Regions from separate parts of the Mus musculus genome. Here region 1 is linked to region 2. A link is a loop called in an ENCODE intact Hi-C map of the cell type or tissue named here. Cell type or tissue: left cerebral cortex. All regions are shown on one strand.

What was found. Peaks named below come from ENCODE experiments on the same cell type or tissue, not always from the same donor. Only the 100,000 strongest peaks of a DNase experiment are listed, where the experiment ranks them.
Region 1: it touches region 2 in a loop (4-fold over the local background); 12 of 42 quality-filtered maps call a loop at or near these places.

Annotation. Positions count from the first base shown.
Region 1 is chr16:26,368,338-26,376,337 of GRCm38, reverse strand. It overlaps Cldn1 (claudin 1), which reads left to right and starts at 4,499. Exons shown (of 4, transcript NM_016674.4): 1 at 4,499-4,934. The coding sequence starts at 4,712. In left cerebral cortex, a CTCF peak has its summit at 4,435 (motif pointing right); DNase peaks (open chromatin) are centred at 4,478, 6,780 and 7,510; H3K4me3 peaks cover 753 bases.
Region 2 is chr16:25,960,007-25,968,006 of GRCm38, reverse strand. P3h2 (prolyl 3-hydroxylase 2) reads left to right here. Exons shown (of 15, transcript NM_173379.3): 14 at 2,143-2,283; 15 at 7,557-8,000. The coding sequence ends at 7,649. Among named protein-coding and RNA genes, the nearest start is that of P3h2, 140 kb to the left of the region's middle. In left cerebral cortex, CTCF peaks have their summits at 496 (motif pointing left) and 3,966 (motif pointing left); DNase peaks (open chromatin) are centred at 486, 3,591, 3,963 and 7,466.

The sequences.
Region 1 (8,000 bases), 410 kb before region 2:
CTATCTATCTATCTATCTATCTATCTATCTATTTATCTATCTATCTATCTGCTATCTATCAATCTCACACCTATCTAGTGTGTAACATGTATATTTGTGTAGGTGCATTTGTGCCATGGTCAGCACATGGAGATCAGAGGAAAATTGGTTGAAGCAGTTTTCTTCTATCCTGTGGGTCTAGGGAGTTAAGCTCAGGCCATTAGACTTGACAACAAACACCCTTATGCTGAGCCATCCCACAGGCCTCAGACCTACATACTTTGCCATAAAAAAGACTGTGCCATTAAGTGGGATTTTAACAGACTCAAGGCAGGAAAGGGTTTTTCTGAACAACCATGAGGATCATTTGCAAATGACAGGGAGAGACAGTGTAGTGAGTCTGATCTTTGTAAGTAATAAGAACTGCCATTTTCTATTAGTTTATCATACACTAGGCAATTAACATGGGTTAGCCTTTTCAATACCCATTTCAACCTTAGACTTGGATTCATTTAAAAGAGGACAAGAGTGTTATGTTAATTTCTCAAGTTCCTCTACAAGTAAGTGTACCAGGGTTCACAAAGTTGGTGCTTTAAAAACATTTTTTGAAATTCAAATATAATTACCTCACTGTTCCTTTCCTCCCCAGCTCTCTTTCATATACCTCCTCTCCCTTGTTTTCTCTCAAATTCATAACTTCTAGCCTCTTTTTTATTGTTGTAAAACACACACACACAAACACACACCACACACAGAGACACTTTTAGTCCTTAATGTATAAAGATAACAATTACTGAAAAACTACAGCTGATCAGAAGTTAGAGATGAACTGCTGTGTGGTGGACAGCCCCAACTGTTTCATCTACAAAATAACTTCTGAACCTAAGACTCAGGGAACATCACAAATGATGTGGCAGAAAGACTGTAAGAGCCAGGGGATTGGGGTATCTGCTGGGTGTGAGATTACATCTCATAGAATTGCCGGGAATGCTCCAGTTGGGTATTCAATACCATATGATCAACCTTGTAATTCTATATACACAAGTAACAATATCCCAAACGGCTGATGCTTTTTAGCTACAACCCTTCACTACCATCTCAAAAGCGATTAGCAGTTTCAAAGGATGTTTTAAGATATCTTTAGGTGTGGAACAATGGTTTGTAGAATTGGGAACCTTCATATCCTAACACTAGAATTCATGCTATATTTTCACATTTGAATATCTGCTCCCTGACACAGCAGATTGTTCGGTGGTGTGTCTATCTGTTCTGTATTTCCTTCCCAAATCATTTTAAAGGGAGTCATAAGCCTGAACAGAGGCCATCCCTAAGTTAAAGGTTTGCATCCCAAAGCGTTTGTCCTTTCAGCAACCAGAGAACATCACAGTGCCCCTTGCCTTCCTTTGTCAACATTCTCTTCTGCATCATTGGTCTCTTGCTTCTGTGTGTCTGTATGTGTGTGTGCGTCTGTCAGTGTGTGTCTGTCTATGTGTGTGTGTGTGTCTACATGTGTGTGCCAGACTACGTGTGTGTGTGTGTATGTGTCTGTCTGTGTGCACCAGAGTGTATGTGGTATGTGTATCTGTCTGTATCTGTGTGTGTCTGTGTGTGTGTTTGTCTGTCTGTCTGTCTATGTGTGTGTCTGTGTCTGAGTGTGTCTATGTGTATGTGGTATATGTGTCTGTGTGTGGTATGTGTCTCTGTGTGTGTGTGTGTGTGTCTGTATGTGTGTTTGTCTGTCTGTCTGTCTATGTGTGTGTCTATGTGTATGTGGTATATGTGTCTGTGTGTGGTATGTGTCTCTGTGTGTGTGTGTGTGTGTCTGTATGTGTGTTTTCTGCTGGTCCTCAGGCTCACTGAGTCCAAGCATCAATCATGTAAGTATGTGCAGTAGCCATAGGACTCTTTGATGTTAGCTTATACACCGCTCCCCCACCAGCACCACCACCAATTCTCCAAGCTGAGACTCATGACATTCCAGAAAGAGCCTCCGTTGGGGAGCAACAGAGACTAGGAAGGGACTATCATGATGCAGTATATCTCTCACTGCCTGGACCAAGACAAACAAAATAGGAGGTAGAGAAAAAAAATCTACCCGTGCTCAGTGTGCTTGGGGCTTCTAGAGAAATATTATAGAGGTCAGGTTCAAGACCAGGACTCTAGAGCAGAGTTGCCATGGGGGGTGTCAACACTGTATGTTACCAAATGTGACCCTTAGGTAAGCAAAGTGACCTCTTACCTTATTCCCTCACATAGAAATATGGGAACACTGAAGAGACTGAGCTTAGCCCCTGACAAGGTTGTACTGCTCACAAGTGTCCTCTGTAGGCAGGTGATGACTGAGAAGTCAATCCCTACTTTTATTGATTGCAAAACTGAGGCAGAAAAAGGGAAGAATCTACATGCAGTCACATGGCAGATTTACTTTCTTAGACTGCACTAGGACTTTGACCGCACCACTGGCAGCCTTTTCTAGAACCTTCTGGCTCATGTTATTGCCTTTATTACTTATGCTTTAGATATGAAAAGCTGATGTTTGTGGGTTGTTTTTCTTCTCAAATTAATGGATTTAGACTGAACTATTATCTCATCTGTTGCTCCTCTGAGGCTAGGGACAGAAAACTAGACGGGATTAGGATGTCGAGGTGAGCACAGAGCAGCAGAGTGGGAAAGCTCACCGCAGCCGCCCAAACACAGTTGTGGGAAGCAAAATAGTCAGCCTTGCACAGATCTGGATTCAAAACAAAACAAAACAAATCAGAAGCCATGCCTCTAATCCCCTGCCAACTGCGGCTTCGTAGAAATGGGTCCTCAGGCACAACTACATAGATGAATTCAAATCTTATTTTTTGAAAGGGGCGCTGAAAAACTGCAGCAGAAATGGATACGATCATATGATCTCACATAGTGCACGTCTTGAGGGAATTCTGTGTTCTAAGCATGATTGACATTTCATCTGCCTGAACAGACACTAGATACCAGGGGAATATTCCTCTGAACTCACAGAGTAGTACTGCCTGCAGGCTGAGGGCGTGAGGGCACAAGTCAGCCAGGGCCTGGCCTACCTACAGATCTTATTTAGAGATCTTTTATGTTTGGAAAACAGCTGGGAGCAGGAGCAGGACAATGAATACTTGTTCAAATCTTGCTATCTCCTGTCTGAGTTCTGTTGTCATCACTACTCCCTAAGTCCCTGACTACAGCAGATCTGAGTCTTTATCCTTAAGCATTGACAAAGCTGGTCTGAGAACAGTGAGCATGGGAGTGAGGGCAGTAAGGCTTTGTTTGTCGTTCTATTTTGTTTTTCACATAACTTTCTTGTGGCAAGCTTGTACTTTCCTTAGCATGCATGGAAGCATCCCTTGTTTTCACTCATGTGTTTATTTCTGCCCTCAATTCTCCTGTTTTTACTAAATCCATAGAAGCCTCTCTTTCCACCGTACTCACACCACAGACAAAATAACAGCTGAGAAAACATTTTAATTATTCTCAACCACAATGTGGGCTTCTGTGTAGCAACAAGCAAGGAAGCTGTACAGACCCAGAGAGGACAGCAAGAGGCAGCCTAGGTCAAAGCCTGGGGAGATTACTGCCAGCTCCAAAGCCAGAGACTAAGTTCTACTAGGATGCATCCAAGTGTCTCTCTTTCTCCTGGAAGAGAATGTGGAGGAACTTGCTGAATTCCATCTGATAAGTCTTTGCTGGTCAGGCATCTCAGATAAGGAGTTACTATGCTAAGCAAATTGCTTTAAGGAAAAAGTGTATGTGTATGTGTATGTGTATGTGTATGTGTATGTGTATGTGTGTATATGTGTGTCTGTGTGTTTGTGCCCGTGCATGCATGCATTGGGTGTGTCAGATAGTGGACTGCATTTTCAAAAGGAAAATAAAAACCCAAAAGACAATATATATATATATGCAGTGGAAAGCACACAGATCTAAGAGTGTACTAGAAACCTGCCCTGAGGCACTCTCCGGTTAGCTCTTCTCTAATCTATAAAGTTTCAACATCTCTGAGACCCATGGGAGAAATGGGAGAAATCTAATGGAATGACCTTAAGGAACAGAAGGGAGCAGAGGGCCCCTAAAAGAGAAGGAACTATCAGACAAGAGGTGCCCAAGGGTGAAGGGAATATAGAAATATCGAGTTAGACACATTTCCTGAATAAAATACTGGGAATATACTAAAAAATGAAAATAGGTTTCTAGTTCCCCCCAGTTTTTCCATCTTTATGTGTTGTTTTTGCATTTACACAGATGAGGTAACTTTTATTATTAGTTAATTACGGAGTGAAATGAAGAAAATGCCTATCAAGTGCTAGGAGAGACACGAAGGGAAGAGGTTAGGGATGCCTGATTCTCTTCAGATGGTCCCCAGGTAGCCCACGGGGCATCATCATCCACCACGGAGCTGGCCTGCGAGGACCTTTGTGGGGATTCGGCCACGAAACCACCAGGGGGCGCTGCATGCCGGGAGGGGCGGAGCTGCTTTAAATCACAGCGCCGGGCGGTTCAGCGTCTCAGAGAACTCTGCCACTTCTCACTTCCAGACTCCACCACCGCCTACCCGGACCAGAAGCCAGGAGCCTCGCCCCGCAGCTGCACAGAGAGCAAGGGTATAGGCACTAACTTGTTTGCAGAGACCCCATCACCTTCGGGAGCTCAGGTGCGCACCTTGCAAACTCCACTTTCTGCATCTGCCACTGAGCCCGCGGGAGCCTCGGAAAGAGCCATGGCCAACGCGGGGCTGCAGCTGCTGGGTTTCATCCTGGCTTCTCTGGGATGGATCGGCTCCATCGTCAGCACTGCCCTGCCCCAGTGGAAGATTTACTCCTATGCTGGGGACAACATCGTGACCGCTCAGGCCATCTACGAGGGACTGTGGATGTCCTGCGTTTCGCAAAGCACCGGGCAGATACAGTGCAAAGTCTTCGACTCCTTGCTGAATCTGAACAGTGAGTGCACCCTCATCCTCCAACTCCCCACTCCCTATCCTTGGACTCTCCCCCACCCTCTCTACCCCCACTCCCCAGCCTTGGAGCCCTTGTCCTCTGTAGTAGCTTCATTCAGCCCAGAGGCTACCCTCGAAATTGGTCAAGGCTTTTCAGCATGTGCTCTGTCCTGATAAAGCAGAAAGAACCCAAGCCCTAGGTTAAAGCCCTAGATTTGCCTCTAACTCTCTACTTGGCACCTTCTGCCCTTTTAGGTGTGATTTTTTTTTTGTCTCAAATTCTAATCAAGGTGGGTGGAGATTGGGAGAATGAAGACCACTGTGGAACTTAGGTTCTTGGGCCTCTTCTGCACATTCATTCTAATAGGGTTTGAACAAGAAAACGGCACACTTTGGGTAGGTTTACAAGCGTTAACTAGATGATTCTGAAATATCAAATAAGAAACTTTCTGAGTTGTCTCATGGCATTTCCAACGCACAGCTAAGGTTTACTCTTTGGGTCTTTTGGTTTTCTACCTTGAAGAACCTCTTGAGATCCCCCCCCCCCCGCCCCCAAAGGATGGACTAGGATTTGCAGGAGAGTCAACTTGTGCGGTACAAGTTTAGAATAAGAAGGACTGGTGGCATCTGGGGAGTGGGTCACTGAAGAGAGCTCTTCTGAATAAACTCAGCAGCATGGCAGCAAGAGCGAAGGCACAGAAGGAGGCAGCCTGGTTGAGGTCACCATGTGGGAAGAAGTCTGTGAGGAAAAAGAAAGGCTATTCCCATGTTTTTCCTTCCGCAATGGAATCTCTATGTATTGATGCATTGGTCCTATATGTAAAGTGAGAAAGGCATGCATAGACAGGAGTATCTCTACTGATTCTGGGGAGACGGGTGATAAGATGTATTCGCCTTCACTTTTAGCTAAAACTTTTTTCAGGGCTTTGTCAGAAAGCCATTCAATTCCTACAGGGCATGTTCTCTTCCTGGAGAAATCACATTGGTTGTCCTGCCCTTTACCTCACAGGAGGAAGAGTTCCCTTAGCCTTTGCCTAAACAAAGCTACTCCACAGTCCCCTGGGAATGCTGCTGTGAACAGTGCTGGCATTGTCCCTGACCTATGAGAGTGGAGCTCTTCCTCCTTCCCAACAAAAGCACTTCACTTTACAGTTATGAGACCTGCCACAAATCAGCTTGACACTGTGAGAACCTGTAGAATGTACTCAGCTGGCATGGTTTTGTCTCCACATCTGGACTCCTCTATTAAAAGTAATCTATACATTTGGAAAGCATGTCCTATTTATTACCCTCCCCGGATACACTCAGACTGTTGACGATTGGGAACTAGTCCAGTGGAAAGAAAATGGTGCCAGGCATTTTCAGAACCATATTGTAGACCTGGCAGGTGAGATCTGCTACAGCAAGTCCAGAGAGGGCTTCCTATCAATTTTATTCCTCTAATCCAAATTCTTTATTTTATCAGGTCTAAGTTTCCCAAATGCCTGGATAGAATGATGGTCCATGCAGCAAATATTCAGATCGCTCCTACCCAGAATAATTCATTAAATGGTTGATTGTAATTTATTCCTTTTAAATATACTTATTATATTTCCTAAAACGGTGATAAACACATTGACTATCCTTCCATCACAAGGAGTGTTTAGAAGTGGCTTGTTTGTTGATTTGTTTTAGCGGAAAACAGCTTCCATCTTCTGTTCTGGTTAAAGCTACAGTTTATTCAAGATGGAGCCCAGCAGCCTCTCCACAAACCAATTCCCAGAAGCGTGAGCCTTGACTCACACTTCTCTCCCAGCTGAGCAGTGATTCAGTAGGTGCCTTTGGACCAGGCCCAGAAAACTTGTCTCTGTTTCTCCACCTGAGCCATGGTGTTCACGCCTACCTGATGTAGAGATCTGGTTGGTGATTCACTGGCTGGTTTTGGTATAGTACCATGACGCCTAGAGATGAAAAGGCTTATCTGTGTGTGTATGTGTGTGTGTCTCATGAAGTTTACCTCTCACAAGATGCTTTGAGGTAAGAGGCACAGCTATGGGTTTCCTAATATTGTACTCGTGAACTTTGCCCCAGAGCCCACTTCACCAAAGTATAAGATAGAAGAGTTTCAGTGTTTTGTAACCAGACCTCAAGGGCTACTTCTGTCATATCTGGTATCAGTTGTGAAAGGCACATGACCTTTACACAATATGTACAGTGAGTGCAGTATTATCACGTCCCACGAGAACCACTGGAAATAGCATAAAGAGGCCATACTGTACAGAGCTTTTGCCGAACAGTTTATAGAAATATAACAATAACTTCCTGGAAAAACAATAGCTACACTGTGAATTATAGCCCATAATAGCCCAGAACATTGCCAAGCCCCTGCTTGTGATCATTTAGAGTGACGATCCTTGCAGCTGAAATTTGGGCATACAAAGTACAGGAGTAAATACAGTTATGGTAGACATTTCTTTGTCTAATTCACACATCTCTCTTGGTTTTGATTCCATTCCCAGCATTGTGGAAAGCCAGCTGCCTGTTCCATGTACTTAGCTAATTGCTTCTTCTTGCTTCACTTTAATAACCAGCACGGTCCAAAGACAGGGCTTTCCTAGGAGGCTGCGTGTTGGGAGGTGTGAAGGCAGAGATGTAAGCATTTTTGTGGATTGCAGTTGTGAAGATTCGAGCAGCAGACAAATGGGAGGTTATGCTAGACTCTCTTTAAGTCTCATCTAGCCCTGAACTGCTGTAATTTGTGTATAAGCTACCCCAGCCTGTTGAACTTGCTCTGCATGAATTCACATGTGTGTAGGTGTGCTTAATGAGTATTGGTGGTTGTGAGGTTTCCCAGCACTCTTGCCATGATGTCAAGCTCAGCGGGGGAGCAAAATCCCTGACGGGGTATCTGTGCAGCACAGGCGGAGAGGTGGGTAACCACTCAGGCTTCTCCAGACTCCTTTCTGCTGCTAAATAGACAACATCCAGAAACGCCATGGGTGTGCAGAGTGGAACAAAAGTTAAACAAGAGCCAAAGTCTGAAATGAAAACGTGTGGAGTTCTTGTCCCAGTTTGTCCTGTCCAGGGAGAG
Region 2 (8,000 bases):
TCAGACTCTCTCCATGTTTTGTGCATTCAATTTTAGCTTACCCATTTTCTTCAGTGGTGAAATATTCATGGAACACTATGGTGGTTTAAAGTGGGTGATATCTCAGGCTACACACTGACTTAAAGAAGATTCCTATTGCGGGTTGTTGAAATAGTTCCCAGAAACACAGGTATAATTTTAAATATTTCCTGCATTTGAACACAACAATGTATGTTCAAACAGACGTGCTGATTCACTGTTTAAAAAGTAAGTCAGTAAGTAGTTTGAGGCTTCAGACTCTGAGGATATAAACCAGGATTGATGATCTGGGCTGGAGTTTAAATCCCTGAAAAGGATTCTCACTTGTGAAGGAGCTTTGTGAACAAAACGTCTTATTTCCAAACTTTGAAAACATGGAAACTGAAGAAGAAAAAGGTTCCTATTTTAAATCACTCGAAAGAAAAATCAGACTGCTGGTTGAGGATTCCTTTGCTTCTACTCCATCTAGTGGCCATATTTGGAAGTGCCCCTGGTTGATGGTACAGGGGCTGGCTCTGTCTTTGCTGAGTGTATGTTAAATACCAACCTGCTGCTTTTGTGTGAAAGCAGGAAGGGGTGGGAGATGTGTCACTTGAACAGTTCTACACTTCTAATAACTGCGGCACCTACAAAAAAACACAGAATCTACTTCCCTCCAAAAAGTAAATGAAAAAAAAAAAAAAAAAAGTGGAAAACCGGAAAAGCTCACTAGCTCAATCATGTTCATTCATTTAGCAGAGTTTTAAGGTAGGAGTTCTTAAAGATGAGGAATTCTCATGTATCTGCTTTCCCTTAACAAACATAATCCAATCTCAGGAGAAGTGGGCAGGGTCCTTTCTCCCCCACCCCTCATTGGATACGGAAGGATTGTTTTGTTCCCAGCACCTACATTAGGTGGCTGACAACTGCTTCAGACTCCACATTCTAAGGACTCACACCTTCTTCTGGACTTCATGGACACTAGTACATGTGTTTATGACCTACACACATACAACCAAATACATACACACACACACACACACAGACACACTCGCACACTGGGATTCTTAATTTTGATTTTGCCTACTTCTGCCTTCTCGCACTCAGACCTAGGACAAGAGTTAATCTTACATCGCACTGAAGGGTTTTAGGAAAAATTCAGATCTGTTCCTGAGAGGGTTAGAAAGACATAGTCCCATAGCTGAAGAATGCCCCTGTCTTCCCACACACACAATGGCTGCTGCTGTGCTGTTTGCTCTTAAACAACCTCAGTGGAATGAGTAAGCTCTCATTATCCCCTAAAGGATGCAAAATGACATGTAATCCTATTACACACCTTTTAAGACATAGGACCACAGCCTCCAATACTCAGTGGCGTACGCTTGCTCAGACTTAAGATTCTCAGCTCGGTGCCCTCAGCAGTTCCCTGAATGCACTGACTGCCCTGCTGATAGTCAGCAGACAGCTGGGCATCGGGCAAGCTTTGAATTGTTGTTTCAGTCATTTCAGACCTCTGGAACCGTGAGTGGGTCAGCTCGAGGGGTGGTGTGTTCTCACCACTGGAGGCAACCACGTGATACCTGTATGACCCATGGACAAGCATAATGTAAAGGAAGTGAATTCAAAGCTTCGTACAGTGACAGCTACATAAACCATAGGTGTTTGGCTGGAAAACTGCCAAGGGTGTGCAACCATGTAACTGCCACTGGGGCCACCAGTAAAACTTCTCTGGTACCCCTCATGTCCTGGTTCCCTTCCAGTTTTACAGGGACCAGGATGCACACTCACATTAAACATCAATGGATCGATAGAATGAAGAGCTGATGTAGTGCAGTAAAGTGGACGGTTTGTGTTCTTGAGAGGGCAGGCTGTCACCAGAGCACATGCCACGTGATTCCTGTGTGTATGGGACCTGCCACCCAGGTCACCTAAGTGTTCTTATTATATAAGGGAAATGTTATTTTGAAACTTTATATATTTTACAGGTAAAAAAAATGAGAATCGATTTTTGTTTTCAGTATTCCATTATGAGGACCCCCATTGTTCCTTGCTTCAAATTTTAGCTGAGGGGAGTAATCACACCGAAGGAATGATAGAAGGTCACGTGGTAAGGAACTGGAAGTCTAATTGTCATTTTGTTCTCAGGCCTCTATAAAACCAAAGTGTGGCCGAATGATCAGCTTCTCGTCTGGCGGCGAGAACCCTCATGGCGTGAAGGCGGTCACCAGAGGCCAGCGCTGTGCTGTGGCACTATGGTTTACACTGGACCCTCTTTACCGAGAACTGGTGAGTCCACACCAGGCTCTCTGGATTGACTACTCTGTAAAGTCCTTTGCATCATCCCTAAGTCTGTAGTGGCTTTTGCAGTAAGATTTGGGGAAAGCGGAGGGGCTGGGAAGGAAGTTTTGTACCCAGTTGAATTCTAACTGTGAAGACATGTGCAGAAATAGATCCACTAGCGCATCTTCGTTGTCACAGCAAATGTTGACTATTGAACTCACTGGCACCATTGTACCATGGTACCAGTGGACCACGGACAGACAGACAGGGACTTTCTCCTGGTCATGAGTAAAGTTAAAAAAGCATTCAAACAACTCTGACTAGTTCATGCAGCATGCATGGGAAAGACGAAAGAGACCTGGAAGACCATTAGTATTTGCTACACTATTAAGTTGAATTTTAAAATAACATTATATTTGAAGTGTCCGGGACACTCACTGTTTCAATCTGTCAAGAGCCCTGCAGTTCAGACCAGCAGGCAGAATAGAAACTCCAGGGAGAAAGCAGTCCATTTCCTTTAGGGAGTACCTTCCAAGTCCTTCTCTTGACTCAGTGATATCATCAGCTTAAAAATATCCATCAGAGCGTCACCATAGCTCAAGAGACTGAGTGTGGTGGTCACTAAGGGTAGATCTGAAGCTGACACAGAAGTCTACTGATGACTTCAGAGTCTACTGAAGAGCTGAATGTCGATAAAGTGTTTTACACCTTTAAAGGTTTGTTTCTTGTTATTGTAGCATCTCTCTAGGTTGAACTGGTTGTACTGAAACTCACAATGTAGACAAGGCTACTTTTGAACTCACAGGGATCCTCCTGCCTCTGCCCCCAGTGCTGGAATTTAAGGGATGCACTAAATAGAGCTAAACATGCTTTCTTTCTTTAAATTATGTTTGTGTGTGCACATCTGTGAGTGTAAGTGGAGTTCTGACGAGGACACCTATCCCCCTGGAGTTGGAGTAAGCCACCAGACATGGCAGTTGGGAACTGAAAACAAGGCCTCTGAAAGGACCCTATGCATCGTAACCAAGGTCATCTCCCAGCCCCCGAAATTCTAGCCTTAAAATGATGTGCATAGTTTTCCCTTTAAATTTCTAAGCTAAACTAAATCCAGTTTCAGCAGCAGCAGCAGGAGTTTGAAAAGAACGTTTTATTTTTGTCTACACCCTCAAAACACTTTCTCTTCACGTCTAGGTAGGGCTTTAGGTCAGAACTGAACAGAAGATGAACAGAAGAAAAGTACAGGGGAGGTCGGCAGCCAGGAAAGGCGCGCACCTCAGTAGCATCTTATGTCGGGGCTGTAAGAACAGCTTGCACTAGCTCAGACACAAAGAAAGACAAAAAAGGCACCAATGGCCAGAACCTAGCAGAGGCCAGATAACTTTCTAGGATGTGTCGCATCCTCCTTCCCCTGTAGTTTCTCTTTCCCTGTGTTTTTAATCTACAAAATGCCAGCACCATTGCTCTATGCAAAGGTCTAGACAGCAAATTGTGGAAAATTCGGCACCCTACTTTAGTACTAATTTTATATCCGCCACTCCATCACAATAAATTGTAGCATTTTATTAAAAAAGTTAATACATAACTTGTTCACAGCTCCTTCCTACTCAAGACACTTCAACACCAGTGTTTATGCTACATGGAAAAGTACTAAGAAACTTCTCCAGTGTGCAGGCTTTAGTGCCATCTAGTGGTCAGAGTAGGAACTGACAAGCACCTCGTAGAATTGCTAGTTGAAAACTTTCTACTCTGGATAAACTTCCAGGAATCACCTGAGAGTCTGATCCCTAAAACACTAATGCCTGATTCCCACCTTCAGATGTGTGTATCTAACTATTTCCAGAGCTTTCTGAGTACCAGGAGTTTAAAACTTCCCAGGTGCTTCTATAATGTAACAAAATTTGTGAATCCCTGGTTTAAACACCAACTTAGGATTTCTGAACTCAGAAAACCTGTCTAAGAAAAGTAGCAGATTCTCTATATAAGTTACTGTATGGTGCATGGTTGTGCATGTCTTTACTCCCAGCACTGAGGAGCAGAAGCAGGTGGATTTCTGAGTTTCAGGCCAGCTTTGTCTACAGAGTGAGTTGTAGTACAGCCAGGGCAACTAAGAGAAAACTCTGTCTCAAAAAATAAAAAATCATATATATGTGTTATGTGTGTGTGTGTGTGTGTGTGTGTGTGTGTGTGTGTGTGTGTGTGTATCAGTGTGTGTGTGAGAGAGAGATCAAAAGAAAGAAAGAAAGAAAGAAAGAAAGAAAGAAAGAAAGAAAGAAAGGAAGGAAGGAAGGAAGAAAGAAAGAGAAAGGAAGGAAGGAAGGAAGGAAGGAAGAAAGAAAGAAAGAAAGAAAGAAAGAAAGAAAGAAAGAAAGAAAGAAAGAAAGAAAGAAAGAAAGAAAGAAAAGAAGAGAGAGAGAATCTTTAGGGAGTATTCAGTCACATACATACATACATACATACATACATACATACATACATAAGATATTAGATGGTCTGTAGACATCTGTCCCAGCACTTGGGTTTCTTCCCTCTTCTTTTTCTTTTTATTAGATATTTTCTTCATTTACATTTCAAATGCTATCCTCAAAGTCCCCTATACCCTCCACCACCCTGCTCCCCTACCCACCAATTCCTGCTGGCCCTGACATTCCCCTGTACTGGGGCATATGATCTTCCCAAGACCAAGGGCCTCTCCTCCCATTTATGGCCGACTAGGCCATCCTCTGCTACATATGCAGCTAGAGACACAGCTCTGGGGGGTACAGGTAACAGACCCCTTCAGCTACTTGGGTATTTTCTCTAGATCCTTCATTAGGGGCCCTGTGTTCTACCCGATATATGACTGTGAGCATCCACTTCTGTATTTGCCAGGCACTGAAATAGCCTCACAAGAGATAGCTATATTAGGGTCATGTCGGCAAAATCTTTCTGGCATATGCAATAGTGTCTGGGTTTGGTGGTTATATAGGTTTCTTCCTTCTTAAGAGAAGCATGTACTGAGAGTTTCTTGTGGTCATCAAATGTGAAAGCTTTGCATGTGTGTCAGCTTGCTGAGCCCCATGCTTTCAGATGTAACGATGCAGTTTTCCATTATTTAGTATCTCTGCCTGTATCGTTATTAACTCCCAGCTCCTACCTGGCAAGAGCTTTCTTTTCAAGTCAGAACACAGTTATTCTTATAACTTAGTATGCTGAAAACTGTACTAGGACCTGGCAAAGGGGAACAGAAACTGGACAGGACAAAATTCCTGCTTTCATGGAACTTAATGTCAAGCCAGAGAGATGATAACAGGGACCCACATTATTAAACAACTGGGCAAGTTTTTTAAGAATTGTCTGCAGTAAATGATCACTTAGGGACATAAAGAATCAGTTAGGGAAGGTTTAATTTGGGAATTAAATGTAGGCAATAAGATTTATAAGCTGAGCATCCCTGGGGAGATGCACTCTAGGCCTTCATTCCCATAAATACTTCTCTTTTCATATAATAGAGCCCTTGACAAGAGGTAGTAGGTTTTCTGGGCACTGGAAATATTTCAGTGACCACGACAATGAGATCCTTCTCTCTCCTTTTTACAACCTAAAAGAAGAATAAAGGACTGCAAATAAGCAAAGGTGTGTAAATAATCAGATTTATTACAACAGCAATACACCTATTGCTATATTTTATATATAGTCTATATAAAAATAGAATAACATAACTGACTTAACAGTAGATATTAGACGAACTATTTACAAATGCAGGATATGTGAGCCAACTACAAGGAACACTGGAAGAGAGGGAGGATGGCTTGCAGAAGACCGGAGGTTTGGGGTAGTGTACTTGAGAAACAAAACTGGATGGGGAGGCAGCTCAGGGTTGCAGCACACGCCTTGCATGTGCTTAGCTTCTGGACCCTATCCCTAGCACCAAGAAAACAAACAAACAAACAAACAAACAAACAAAAAACTGAAAACACAGCCCACAGAATGAAGGCCAAAGTAGCCAGAACGGCGTGTTTTCTAAAAGGAGCGTTGAATGTAAGGGTGAGAAGGAGCCAGGGGCAGTGTTTCACACTTCATATTAGGCTGGTGGACTTTTTTCTAGCTGCTAAGAAGCCATTGTGGCCATCCTTCGCTCCTCACACCCTTGTAAGCTCCCCTAGTCGTAGGGGATGACTACACGGAAAAGATGACATTAGCCAACATGTCGACTTAGATTAGAGGAGTACCACAGGTCACAAGGGTTTAACTTCAAGGGGAGGTTGCCTTGGAAGTTTAAGAAGACCTGCTGTCTCTATGCTGCACTGGTACAGGGGTAAAAGAAAACACAGACTATACTGGGAGTCTTCGGGGGGAAGGGGTGTATTTCAAACCAGGGCTGGGAAGCTATTTTGAGAATGAATACTCAGAGACTTTGAGGTAACCAAAAGTTTTAGTATAAGGTGGGCAACAGAGGGGCAGCACACAATATAACTGAGGAAGAAAAAACAATATTAAAAATCTGAAAGCTCACCAAGTAAACAGAACCAGGAACCAACAGAAGAATGGTGAGTGCCATGTGGAACAGTGTTGCAGTTAGACTTAAGGGAGATTGTCTACCAGGAGCCTGAACAAGGAGGGAAATTTGTTTGGAACCTTCTAGAATACCCAGTGAGAAGAATCTGAATGAGTTACTCTTAAGATGTAGCGCTTAGCTATTTAGAGGACCTTTCACAATGTCCAGACACAGTTTTAGTTCCCACAATGTGGAGACATCTTCTAGACCAGGGATGTTAACATTAGCAGTATACAGGAAAGTTTCTCTGTCTCTGTCTCTGTCTCTCTCTTTCTCTCTCTCTCTGTCTCTGTCTTTGTTCCCTCAAATGTCAGTAGTACCATGTCTGAGAAACTCTGTCCTTCATTCTCCATTAAAAAGACAGGGACAGACACAGGACACAGAAAGACAGGGCCAAAAACCTTATCAAGTGTGGGAGATCAGGACCAGGCTTTTCTGGCAAAAGGTGAGTATTCTTTTCTGAGAGACACTGAGCTAAGTAAGAGATGATGATGCCTGGGAGACAGAAAGGGTAGGAAGCCAATGAATAGATGAAACATCTTCTGTAAGAGCCATCTCGGAAAGTAATTGCATAGAATGTGGGGATGTGTGAAGAGCGTACCGGTTTGGCTGAAGTAGGCTTATCCCTGTCTGGGTGTTGCACCAATCTGTGCACAGATGGCTGGCTGGAAATGTTGGGGAAGCATCTGCTGCCCGGGCTGGTTATTACACTTGTACCAGAAATGTGTCAATTGTCTTTTTGCAGGAGCGGATACAGGCAGATGAAGTGATTGCCATCTTGGATCAAGAACAGCGCGGGAAGCATGGACTGAATATTAACCCCAAAGATGAGCTATAGAAAAGAGAGTGCTCTATTGAATATTTATTTAAATAGATGATCTTATGAGAACCTTTTTATTTTTGTACAGAGCCGTAGTATAAATTAACAGGATACTAAGAGTCGTTAGATTTCTCCCCCTGTTCCCAACTTCGCTTCATTTGCTTTCTTCTGGTCTTCATTGTTTTGCTTCAGTTCATCATTCAGAGCCCATTCACACCCTCAAGCACACACCGCACTGAGTCACAACACCCACACTCTTCATGTCACACCAGTAAACATGCAACAGAATTTACACTACAGAAGTGCACACAGGCCATGTACACATGGCACAAACTCCCAAATACGCCACACATACATAAGACAAACATA